Regions from separate parts of the Mus musculus genome. Here region 1 is linked to region 2. The links are chromatin loops, found by intact Hi-C in ENCODE. Cell type or tissue: left cerebral cortex. All regions are shown on one strand. Links, peaks and the distances in the headings refer to the core of each region. The heading gives the core; the rest is flanking DNA.

Evidence for each region. Hi-C counts contacts between places; a loop is a spot of excess contacts. Peaks named below come from ENCODE experiments on the same cell type or tissue, not always from the same donor. Only the 100,000 strongest peaks of a DNase experiment are listed, where the experiment ranks them.
Region 1: it touches region 2 in a loop (4-fold over the local background); 1 of 42 quality-filtered maps calls a loop at or near these places.

What each region holds. Positions count from the first base shown.
Region 1 is chrX:7,877,704-7,883,954 of GRCm38, forward strand. It overlaps Pim2 (proviral integration site 2), which reads left to right and starts at 603. Exons shown (of 6, transcript NM_138606.2): 1 at 603-853; 2 at 981-1,090; 3 at 1,925-1,975; 4 at 3,545-3,917; 5 at 4,370-4,546; 6 at 4,651-5,729. The coding sequence starts at 616. The coding sequence ends at 4,814. It also overlaps a transcript of Slc35a2 not described here. In left cerebral cortex, for the core only: a CTCF peak has its summit at 2,350 (motif pointing left); DNase peaks (open chromatin) are centred at 1,092 and 2,292; H3K4me3 peaks cover 1,728 bases; H3K27ac peaks cover 1,085 bases.
Region 2 is chrX:7,933,709-7,939,959 of GRCm38, forward strand. Hdac6 (histone deacetylase 6) reads right to left here. Exons shown (of 29, transcript NM_001130416.1): 11 at 6,210-6,251; 12 at 6,052-6,117; 13 at 5,898-5,957; 14 at 5,735-5,824; 15 at 4,678-4,784; 16 at 4,518-4,585; 17 at 4,135-4,303; 18 at 3,919-4,047; 19 at 3,596-3,764; 20 at 3,234-3,367; 21 at 2,674-2,742; 22 at 2,362-2,554; 23 at 464-613. Among named protein-coding and RNA genes, the nearest start is that of Eras, 8.2 kb to the left of the region's middle. In left cerebral cortex, for the core only: a CTCF peak has its summit at 3,359; no DNase peak of the experiment used is centred there.

The sequences.
Region 1 (6,251 bases), core at 837-4,836, 56 kb before region 2:
AACTGCCATTGTTTCCTCTGCATCCCTTCCTTTTGATGACGGTAAAGAATTTTACCCTTCCCTGAAGAGTGGACCAGCTCTCCTATAAGATTACAGTTTTGGAGCAAAGGCTGCCTGATCTTGGGTGAAACACACGTGACAGGATCCTGTCTAGTTCCAGGCTCTGATTTTTAAAAGCTGGTTTGTCGTTGTCTCCTTACTGAACTCAAGGCAGCAAAGGTGATGGCGGCAGCAAACCTGCATCCTAGGAAAGGAGGCTGCGCTTTTTAAAAGTGTGTACACACCCCACCACACCAACAACCAAAACAAACGCAGTTGTCGCAAAGGAATTCCCAGAAGCGTGCATGTCTGTGTGTCCGTCTGTCTATGTGTGTGCGCGCACGCGCGCGCACCCTCCTACATTTGCATACAGGCCCTTCCTCCGCGGAAGAACCTGGCATGTATTTTGCATAAGGGGCACTTGAAACGTTGAGGGTGGCATGCAAATAAGGACTGGCTCGGATTGGCTGGGGTACAGCAGGTGCCGCGTCCGGATTGATCAAAGCCAGGTGGGCGGGTCTGTCGCGCAGGGCGACTCTCCCGGGAGGCGCGTGCCCCGGCTCAGTAGCGTTGGGGCTGGCGCGCGCGACGAATCTTAACGCTGCGCCGTCTGCAGGCGCTTCCGGGCCGCCAGATTCCCTGCCTTCCACCCTGGCGCCCCCCAGCCCTGGCTCTCCGGCCGCTCTGCCCCGGGCATCCACGCCCTGCGGGCTCAGCGGATTCAGCGGGCTCAATATACGCAGCACCTCCTCCATGTTGACCAAGCCTCTGCAGGGGCATCCTTCGCCCCCTGTGACCCCCACGCAGCCTCCAGGTGAGCGTAGCCTCCTCTGTCACAAGCAGGTTGGGTGGACTGGAATGATGGGTGCTGGTGTGGGGGCGAGTCATGGCTGGGATCAGAGTACACCGCCACCCTGACTTCCTCGCCTCCGCTTGCGTAGGAGGCAAGGATCGGGCAGCTTTCGAGGCCGAATACCGACTTGGCCCCCTCCTGGGTAAGGGAGGCTTTGGCACCGTCTTCGCGGGACACCGCGTCACGGATAGACGTCAGGTATCCCCTACAAGGGGTTCTCGGAGGGTCAGGTGTTTTGGCGAAGGGTGGTGGTGGGGTACCAGTGACTGGGATGCCAGTTGCTTCAGTGGGGAGCCTGCGTCTGCAAATGTGTAGTAGAATCATAAGGAGCAGGGTTGCTAGGAGTGTGAGTGCGCGCGTGTGTCTGCAGTCCAGGTGGGTATGGGGGTGGGCAGGATTCAGGGCAAGAATTCTAGAAGATTGGCGCTTTCTACTAGGGAGGGGGCAGATATCAGGACTGGACCCCAAGATCCATGGAATTGATGTGCGTGCGCTTGTGTGTCTGAGATGGTGGGGATGTTTTAAAAGTAGGTGTTAAGTGTGGAGTCGTGAGAACAACAATCCAGATAGAGTTGTCCTGGAGATGAGGATGATGGAGGAGGGCATGCGACGTCAAAAAAAAAAAAAAAAACAAACAAAACAAAACAAAAAGACTTGGAATTCGAATCTGGGGATATGGGTCAGTGGTAGATTATTTGTCCACCATTCACAAGCACTGAGTTCAATAACCAACATCGTGGCGGGGGGAGGGGGGAGGCATGTAGAAAGACAGTGCGAGAGAAAAAGCAAAAGGAAAAAAAAAAACTACAACTCACTCCCGTTCTGGATTTCAGGGGGTCTTGATGCTTTCTTAACGAGAGCCCAGGCGTAAATATGTTTAGGTGAACTTGCTTCTGAGGACTTAAATGCTGGGTGGGCATCTGAGCTCCGATGGATGTGATATGTATGGGAACTAGGAATACCCGGGTGGAGAGACTGGAATTGGGAAGTCTGGGATCACCTGCTGCCCCCTTATCTCAGCCTTTTTTCTAGGTGGCCATCAAAGTAATCTCCCGGAACCGTGTGCTAGGCTGGTCCACCGTGGTGAGTGTCTTTGGTGTACGTCATGACCCATAGACTCCATCACAGAACGCACGCACTGCTTTTTTTCTAGGGGACATATGACTCCCTGGGCCCTGAAACCATGAGAACCCCACCAGCCTGTGATTCCTGCCTTCATGTGATAGTTCTGATTTCACCACAATTCCCCCAGAGCCCTGGATTCTCCTTTCAAACTCTCCTTTCTCATCCTTCTTCCAAACACTGCTTTTGGGGCTGTTCACAGGACATGCTGGTGGGGAAGGAGGGGCCTAGGTCACTGGTTGTCATGGTGATGCTGGCTGCTTCTCTTCTGCCACCCGGAGAACGCTAACGGACATCAGGGCGGGTCTGGGCAAATTGTAGGTAAGAGAGCTCCCCCTGGTGAACCCTTTAGGTAGTCTGTGCCGGCCCGTGGACTTGGGGGGGGGGTTTGGGGGTGAGCCTGCGCAGTAGCCGATTTTGCGTCTTCGTGAGAAAACCTGTCTGCGGCTGTGCAAGTTACTGGGTCTGTAAAGGACCCCATCTGAGGCAACTGGACTCTTGGCAGTCGCTGCCCGTTCGGGTCTGGGGCAGGGGCCTTTGACTTGTGCTGGTTGATAAGCAAGACTGACAAGACAGCATTCATTAAATGTTTACTCTGTGCCAGGTCCTTTGCAATTAATCAGTGTAAGTCGTTTTGGACAAATGAAAGCTGGGATTGGTGGTGCGCACCTGTGATCCCAACGTTCAAGAGGCTGGGTCTCTAGGATTTCAGTGAATTTGAGGCTGGCTTGGGTGGGCTACTTGGCAAAATTCTGTCTCAAACATGAGATAGAAATTTAAAAACCAGAGGACACTTCTGCCGTGGTTTAATTTATAGGCACTTTGCAAAATACGACATCATTTCTTAGAATGCATTATATGCTACATCCCTTCTACTGACTGCTCTTTCTGTCTTAACATCCTGAGTTTTGCTGTTACTAAGGATCCTTGAGGTATGCTAGTGAAGAAAACTAACCAACACTTATACAATAATAGTATTTATTAATAGTATTAATTTAATAGGATTTAGTTCCATGCTAGTCCCTCTTTGCTGTAAAGTACTTCCATTTACAAATACTTATTGAGTATCTAGTGTGCATAAAAGCTGTCCTGATGTGGATCTTGATGAACATCTTGTTTACCTATCTTAGGTAAAATTATGAAGAGGGACTTATATTATAAAACACTTTGAAGTCCAGGCATGGTGGGGCACACTTTCATCCTCTGGGGGTAGAGTCAGGTGAATCTCTTATTCCAGTCCAGCCTGGTCTATGTAGGGATCCTGTCTCAAACTCCCTCCCCTTCAAAACAGATGAGAACACTTCAATTTCTCCAAGTATTTACTGACCTACTGCATGCCAGACGTGTATGGTCTCTGTTCGTTTCACTCTCTGAAGGACTTGAACCTTTAAAGAGGGTACTAGGGTCTAGGAAGAGGAGCCCAACCGAAATTAGTGCTTTGAAAATAAACTTTGCTATGTTGAAGGCAGGGCTACAGACTTTTAACACTTGCCTCCTTCTTCTTCTTTCTTTTGATTTCCCACCCCCCAGTCAGACTCAGTCACCTGCCCACTTGAGGTTGCGCTGCTGTGGAAGGTGGGTGAAGGCAATGGCCATCCGGGTGTGATACGCCTTCTTGACTGGTTCGAAACACCCGAAGGCTTCATGCTGGTCCTTGAGCGGCCTATGCCTGCTCAGGATCTCTTCGACTATATCACAGAGAAGGGGCCGCTGGGTGAAAGCTGTAGCCGCAGCTTCTTTACCCAAGTCGTGGCAGCTGTCCAGCACTGCCACGCCCGTGGAGTTGTCCATCGGGATATCAAGGATGAGAACATCCTGATCGACCTATGCCGGGGTTCCATTAAACTCATTGATTTTGGTTCCGGCGCCCTGCTTCACGATGAGCCGTACACTGACTTTGATGGTAAGGATGCTTCTTCTCTACCCTTTAGCACTCATTCTTCTGGCTTTTCAGCTTTAGGCTCGGCTTAGCCTCTGAACATTGGACCCATGTCATACACTTTAAGGTTCTTGATTTCTATAACACTGCATACTCAAGCCTAGATTCCCCAATAAAGTTCATTTTATAAGTTTCTTAACCTTCTGGGCTCTTATTTTAGTGTGGAGTAGGATGGGGTTTTGTTGGGTTTTTTGTTTTTTGTTTTTTTTGGTTTTGGTGAAATGATCTTACTGTTAATTTTGAAGTACTCCTTTAAAGCTGTCTTGCTGCTGCTAGGACTCTGCTGTTAAACTTGGAAGTACAGGTGTTCTAGCCAATGGATACCCTCCTTTAAATTTACAGCTTGGGCTTCTAGGGACACAGGAGTTGAGGAAGGGCATCACCTGATTAGGATCTAATCCTTGGCTTGTGTGCAGGGACAAGAGTGTATAGCCCTCCAGAGTGGATCTCGCGACACCAGTACCATGCCCTGCCAGCGACCGTCTGGTCACTAGGTGTCCTACTCTATGACATGGTCTGTGGGGACATTCCCTTCGAGAGAGACCAGGAGATTCTGGAGGCTGAGCTGCACTTCCCTGCTCATGTCTCCCCAGGTGAGGCCTGTCACTCACTCACCCCAGCCCAACCGGCTTCTTTCTTCCCAAGCCTCCCAAGCCTCGCTGACTGCTAATCTCCCCTGTGCTTCTTGACCCCACAGATTGCTGTGCCCTAATCCGCCGGTGCCTGGCCCCTAAACCCTGCTCCCGACCCTCACTGGAGGAGATTCTGCTGGACCCCTGGATGCAATCACCAGCTGAAGAAAAGCCCATCAACTCCTCCAAAGGAAGCCCCACCCCCTTGCCCTGGTCCCTGCTTCCCTAGACCCAGCCAGGCTCTCTGGTTGGAATCCCATGGTCACGCTACAGGGATAGATGGACATCTGTTGACCTGGTTATACAGGTTGTTAAAAATCCAGTATTACTAAGGTCAGGGAATAGGGATCAGGGGTCAGAAGAAGATGATAGCCAAGTCTGCCCAGTTCCTATCCCAATTCTGGGAAGGAGCTCTCCTCCCAGAACCTGTGGTCCCTAATTTGGGAGGGGGAGTTACTTGTTTCTTGTTCTGTTAAAGATGTTTATTTGGTTGGATTCCTTCCCTCTGGGCCCTAAGATTCTTAATCTGACATTGTAGTCCCTACACTGGCACTTCCTATACTACCACAAACCACGTAGACACTTAGTTCAAATGCTCTCACTTGGGCAAGGGTGCTTTCCTTAAAATTACCCCCATCCCCAGCAGCTCTTTAGGCAAAGGGCCTTACCCTGGGATCTCATTCTGTTGCTGCCTGCCTGCCTTAGCCCAGACTTGGTGATTCTGGGGGAGGTACTGCTCATTAATTAGTTAATATCCCACGCTTCCTTCCTTTTTCTTCCTTTGTTTGGTGAGGGGACCCTACTGTTATCCCAAGTGCTCTTATTCCGGTGAGAAGAACCTCACTTCCATGATTTGGGAAGGAATGGGAGATGGACATCACCGGACACCACCAGAGACTAGGATGGGATGGATGGTTTTGGGGGGATGAGATGGAGGAAATAAGTCTTATTGTTGTTCTCCTGGGGTCCCCCCTTTCCAACTTTTGCTGCCTCCTCCTGAGCCAGGATTGTCCAGTGGTTGAAATGTAAATAATTCTGTACTGGAGGTGGAGAGCGGCAAGTGCCCTCCTGTCCCTTCTCCCCCTGCCTGGATTATTTAAAAAGCCATGTGTGGAAACCTATTTAATAAATAATGAAGTCACAAGTGGATTGCCATTTATAGAAGTAGGCATCTACTAGATGCTGAGTTTAGGAGGTAGCTGGAGAAAAAAAAAATCTCTGGAAAAAAAACCTACAGGGCTTGTCTGACTGGTTTGGGGCGCGGTGGGGGGGTGCTTAGGGTCTTTTGAGGCCCATTCTAACCCCAGACTTGGAGTACTGAGACTTGCTTGTACAGAAATTCCAAGCTAAATCCCAGGCTCCAACTAGAATTTTTCTCGCACTTTCTGTCTAGCTTTTAACAATTTAATTTTGTCTCTACCTTTCACGCTTCTCCTTTGCATTTTCCTCAACTCACCTCCTTTAAATTTTTCTAATCCTGACAAATCTCTTCAAGTCTGCCCCTCACTCTCTTCTATTATGGTCACGGTCCCTGTCCACTGTTTCACTAGTCCCGCCTTCTCTAAAGTCCCATTCCTCCCACTTGGCCTCTGGCCCTTAGAGGGCGGCACCTGGCTGGAAAGGGACTAGAACTGATTCTGACGCGAGAAGGGTGGTGCTATCTGGG
Region 2 (6,251 bases), core at 1,102-5,101:
CTGGGATTATAGGTGTGTGCCACTGCACCCAGCTAGTTGATCTTGAGAGGAAAATGAGTTAAACAGACTTTACCTCACAGTGCTATTTTGTCGAGAAATTGTAGAAGACAGAAGAAAGTCCAGAGAAGCTATTTTGTATATAGTAAGGGCTCAGCAAAGGGTCTAATCCTGCTACTATCCTTATTAAAATCTCATTTGGGAGCCGGGCGTGGTGGCGCACGCCTTTAATCCCAGCACTCGGGATGCAGAGGCAGGCGCATTTCTGAGTTCGAGGCCAGCCTGGTCTACAGAGTGAGTTCCAAGACAGCCAGGGCTACACAGAGAAACCCTGTCTCGAAAAAAAAATCTCATTTGGGCAACTATCCCAGGTATATTCAAAGGAGATTTTAGCAACTGTCCTAAGTGATATAGCCAACTCTTCCAAATGGCCCTCCCACCATGGAAGGGACATCAAAAGAGTTACCTCTAGAATAAGAATAATACGGCCACCAGCAAGGCCCATCAGTAGGTGGGTGAGGTGGGCATAACCCTCCGGTGTTACTTGGCAGCCCCCCAGCGGATCCCCTTGTGCAGCATCAAAGCCAGCTGAGATCAGCACCAGTTCTGGGTTAAACTGCAGTAAGGAGAGAAGAGAAGATGCCCTGAGGCTTGAGGAGGCAATAAGTGATGGGAGGAGCAAGGGCAAACGAAGGCATCCGAATTCAAGTCAAAACCCAGATGATGTGAGACCCAACATCTACAGTGAGTTCCAGGACAGCTAGGGCTATAGGGCTATAAAGAGAAACCCTGTCTCGAAAAACCAAAGAGAGAGAGAGAGAGAGAGAGAGAGAGAGAGAGAGAGAGAGAGGGAGGGAGGGAGGGAGGGAGGGAGGGAGGGAGGGAGGGAGGGAGGGAGGGAGGGAGGGAGAGAAACCTGACATCTGAAAAGCAGGAGTGGAAGACAGGGACACAAGGAGAAACAAGACATGGCAGGCCTGGAAAGAGACAAGAGTATACCCGCCAGAAACTCAAGACACTGGGAGAGAGGCTGGAGAGATGGCTCAGCTGTTAAGAGCGCTGGCTGTGGAAACAGGACTAGGGTTCAATTCCTAGCACCTATATGGCAGCTCACAACTGTCTCACTCCAGTCCCAGGGGATCAGATTCCCTTTTCTGGCTTCCACAGTCATGAAGCAGACATGTGGTACACACACACACACACACACACACACACACACACACACACACATATATGGGCAAAAATCTCTTGGGAGATACTCTAAGTTGACAGAAGGCAAGATATAGAGTTATGACATAGATATGGCTCACAGAAAGAACATGGAGACTTGGAAGGCAGGAGATAGTGACAAGAGAAACAGAGACATAACCTCTCTCTCACATACAAGGGTCAAATACGGGACCCACATTCACATGATACAGGCTTTTATACACAGACTATAGACAAATAAAAGTGTCATACACTTCCACTCCCAACCAGACAGGTTCATATTGATAGGGCTGCAAATCCCACCACTTACGCTTGGGTTTCTCATGGGACGATAATACACAGCCACCCCTGCACAGTCACAAAGATGCACAGTTACAATGCCCACAGCAGGCTATCGCTTGCATGCAGTTACACATACACATAAAGGGTAGCCTCTGTCGCCTGTGCATAGTCACATGCATGCAGATGTAAAAGCAGAGCCCGATGTTCAGGCTTGCAGAGTTGTGTCCTCAGTGCATTATCACACACACACACACACACACACACACACACACACACACACACACACGCCATTGGCCCTGTCCTTAGCTCACACACAGCTAGGTCACCCCTGAGTCAAAGCAGCCAGCGAGATTCATATATAGACACGTGGACCCAGTTAGACGGGTGTGGGTGACAATGTCACTACGGCCTTCCATATTCAGAGTCTTTCTTAGGCTATCACAAGACAGCAGCATTTAATGACATACACTATCACACTTATCACACACAGAAAGGAGATGACAGCCACTATATAACATTACATAGACATATCCATAATGTATTTAATCTTATGCTTCTATTCTACACAATTCCACAACAGTATCTCTTAGGGATACCCTTACAGCCATGCACTCAGAAGAGCAGACAGAATCAGAAGGCACACACATGCATATATACACAGAGCCAAGACAGTTGTTTACGTGTAAAATGTCACAGAGATAGGCCACTCACAGGCACCCATATATGCATAGGCAGACAGATACATAAGGCCATCCCCACCACCCTGTCCCAATAGCCATCATAGGATTAGTCACCTGGTAGTCAAAACACACGTCAAGGAGGCAGATGTGTGCTGCCAGATACAGCAATGTTATATAATAACCTGAGCCTTACCTCATAGGCGATGGGAAGTACCAGACGATGCCATGCAGCCAGGTAATCAGCATCACCCATGCGGGGCCCATTCCAGGGCACATTGACAGTGAAGCCTATACCTGCATCTCGGCCTACTTGGCTACTGGCACCCTCATCCCCCATGGGGAAGAAAGTGCCACGGTCATACCGGTGCAGGGACACGTATAATACACTGCCAGGGAGAGGGTGGGATGAGAAAGGGGCCACAGCAGGTTAGAGGCTATGAACATCCCTGCAGGATGCTTCAGCATCCTCTCACACCATACTCTTACCCACAGTCCCATCACTCACCTAGGGTCATCCTCAAATATGTGCTGAGTTCCATTACCATGATGAACATCCCAATCCACGATTAGGATCCTGGGGAGGGAGATAGCCCTTTTTAGCACCTTGGGACAGTAAGGCCTAGGAGTGGGCCACTGCTAGATTTCTAGGGTCTTTGGAAGCACTTGTTGCTGGGCAACAGGACCATGGAGTTAATGAGAAAGCACTGCTATTATTCTAAGAATGAAGGTCCAACCTTGGCTTCCTGAACTATGGACCTGAACAAGTAATTAAGGCTAGGGACTCTTCTAATGCTAGGAGCCCAGGCATGGGTTCTGTTGGGATAACCTGTTCAGGAATGCTGGTGTGATACCCTGGATCCTAGTTTATTAAGCATCTAGATGCCATGGCACTTAACACACCCGTCCTGGGGCTTTTGTAGTCAAGTGCTGCCCAGTGGACCTTTGCTTGTTTCTGTGTAAGCTCCCAGGGGTGACCATGGGTCTGCCAAGTAAGACTGAATGGAAAGAGTAGCCAGATCCCTGCAAAGATCGGGTTTTGGGGGTCTCTGGGGGGGCAGGCCTTACCGCAGGGCACGTCCAGCAATGATCTGGGCATGGCGAGCAGCTACAGCTACTGAGTTGAAAAAGCAGAAACCACAGGCAGCATTTGGCTCCGCGTGGTGTCCTGGAGGGCGCACTACTGCAATGCCATTTAGAACCTGTAGGGAGGAGCAGCGAGACTGCCTCTGGCCCTCACTCTCTTTTCATCTTTCCCAGGCTTCCCTTTCTCCTGTCCGCCATCCACTCGGCCATCCACTCCGTGGTTCCCCTCCCAGCAGACTCTCCTATTGCCTCTGGCCTCCTGAGTGGGAGCAGGTAGTCCCTCTCTATGTTCCCAGGACCTCATTTCTTCAGCTAAACTTCACTAGCACACAGAGAAGACGCACCTCTCCCGAGAGCACAGCTTCCACCAGGCGGCAGGCAGCGCCTGTGGCAAGCTTTGCGCAGGCAAAGGTGCTGGGGCAGATGTAGATGGAGTCAAAGTTGGCACCTTCACGGTGCAGATCCCGGGTTTTCATCTTTTCTGTGGTGCGGAGATGCTCCACGTACTCAGCACTGGTGATGCAGAGGAACAAGAGTCGCCAGCTTGTCCTCACATAAGAACTTGAACCTGTCTAGGTGGCTCCACCCATCTTGGAGAGCCCTAGGCCCTACTCCTGGAACATCCCTAGAATCCTACAGCCGGCCTCCCCCCAGCACGGGGTCTGACCTGTGGCAGGTAAGGAGCTCAGAGTCCAGGGCAGGCCGAGCAGGTAGGATGAGACAGCGAGCCGCAAGGCCCACCTCCTCCAGGTGACACATGATGCGTAAGATGCGCTGAGGTGTCTCAGGGTGATGACTAACAGTGTGGAGAAGCAGAGCCAAGGGTTTAGTGACTGAGGAGAGTGACCCAAACACCACCCACCCCAGCCCTCTGAGCACACACTTGTCCCAGAGGTTGCAGTGACTCATCATCTTCTCATCATAGACCAGCCCAGTGCGGTTCTGGAGCAGTGGCCATGTATCCATGGGCAGTGCAGTGGCCTCCCAGCCACCTTCCTCCTCCTCCTCTTCTAGCACGGCTTCTTCCACTTCATCTTCCTCCTGGGTCTCAACTGAAAAGGGGGTACTCAGATCACCTTATTTCCTGAATCTGGATCCCATTACACTCTTGAGACAAAACATGGCCTGGACATAAAACCTAAAATCCACACAGCCCTTCCCACCGAGGCATCCCGGGAAAACAAGAGGAGAGCTGGAAGAAAATAGCCTCTAATAGCTCATTCCAGGTCTAGTGCTGATCACCCCCCCCCACGCCCCGCCACCTACCTGATCTCTCCAGGACCTCCCAGAAGGGTTCAAGGGCTTCTAGAGTGCAGTAGATGGAAGTCTGGGCGCTGGGGATGGAGAAAACAGAAATGTGACTAAAGTGCCCCTCCCAGCAGGCAGTAAGGGCTCTCCTTTCCCCTGGTCCCCCCCCCAGGCTCACCTTGCACAAGGTACAACACAGGACTCCAGCATGGGGCAAGGGTCTCCAAGAAGGGTGTGGAGTGAAGCACTGACTCCCTTAGCCAGGGCACGGAGGTTATAGCCACCCTGGGGAAGGAGTTGTTGGGGGAGGCAAGCAGAGGGGAAGATGCTGAGAAGAGTAACAATGTTCAGGTGCATACTATGTCAAGCAACAAGAAATGTCGATTCACGGAAAGTGATTACCATTAGCACGTTGCCTACTTACTATAAGGGAAGCAGAGGCACAAAGACTTCATGAACTGGTAAAGCTGAGCCAAGAACATCAGTTTTAAAAATAAATCCCAGGCTGGAGAGATGGCTCAGAGGTTAAGAGCAGTGGCTGCTTTCCCAGAGGTCCCGAGTTCAATTCCCAGCAACCACATGGTGGTTCACAACCATCTCTAATGGGATCTTACACCCTCTTCTGGGGTGTCTGAAGATAGCTACAGTGTACTCATAGAAATAGAAATAAATCCTAAAAAAAATCCCATTATTTTTTTTTTAAAGAATTATTTACTTTATGAAGTTTTTACCTCCGTGTAATGTATACATATATGTATATGCATGGGCCTCATGTGTGAGCCTGTGGGATCTCCTGAACTGGAGTCTGTAAGCCACCATGCTAGCAATCAAACCCAGGTCCTCTATAAGAGCAGCAAGTGCTCTCAACAACTGAGCCACCCCTGTAGCCCCAAGGAACTCCTTACATTCATGAAAGCTCGTGTTTTTAGTGGTCCTGAGAATGGAAGCCCTTGCAGTACATTAGCTAAGTATTCTACATTTTAATTCTATCCCCAAGGCCAAAAAGATCTGCCCTTCACCCTTCATGTGGCCAGTGAGATGGATCGGAGCATAAGAGGCCTTGCCAGCAAGCCTGACTTCAATCCCTCAAAGGAATCTACACCGTGAAAGGGGAGAGCCAACCCCACATGCTGTCTTCTGACCATATGCATACTGTGCACACGCACACGCACGCACACCAGATAAACACATACAAATATCCTAAGCCCAGCATTAGGTAACAGTGAGTTACTTACCTCCAGGGACAGAATCAACTTGCCTCCTGCCAAACCCATGAGCAAATGGGTTAGGTGGGCAAATCCTGCTGGCGTGGCAGCCATCTCTCCCTGAAGGGACAGAAGAGTGACATAAAGCTCAGTGTAGTCCCCTTGGTCTAACACCCCAGAGAACCTGCCCTACCTTGGGGTCTCCGTGGAGGGCATCAAATCCAGCGGCCACCAAGACCAGTTGAGGCTGAAACTGAGGAAGGAGACATCCTATGTGTGAACACCTGCTTTCAGGGATCACCCCACAGTGTCACTCCCTCACCCCCAATAGCCCAGATCTGCGAGACCTCCGAGGCAACTGGCAGCAGGATGTGCAGGAAAGCAGCAATGTAGTCAGCGTCCCGCATGCCCGTCTGCAGACACAAAAGCGGGATGCAATTGTCAGTCACCTTTCTTGAGCCTGTGGGAAGGTGGCTAGGCTCACTTGACATGGGCAGACACTGACCTGGTTCCAAGGTACATTGATGGTATATCCTTGGCCTTGGCC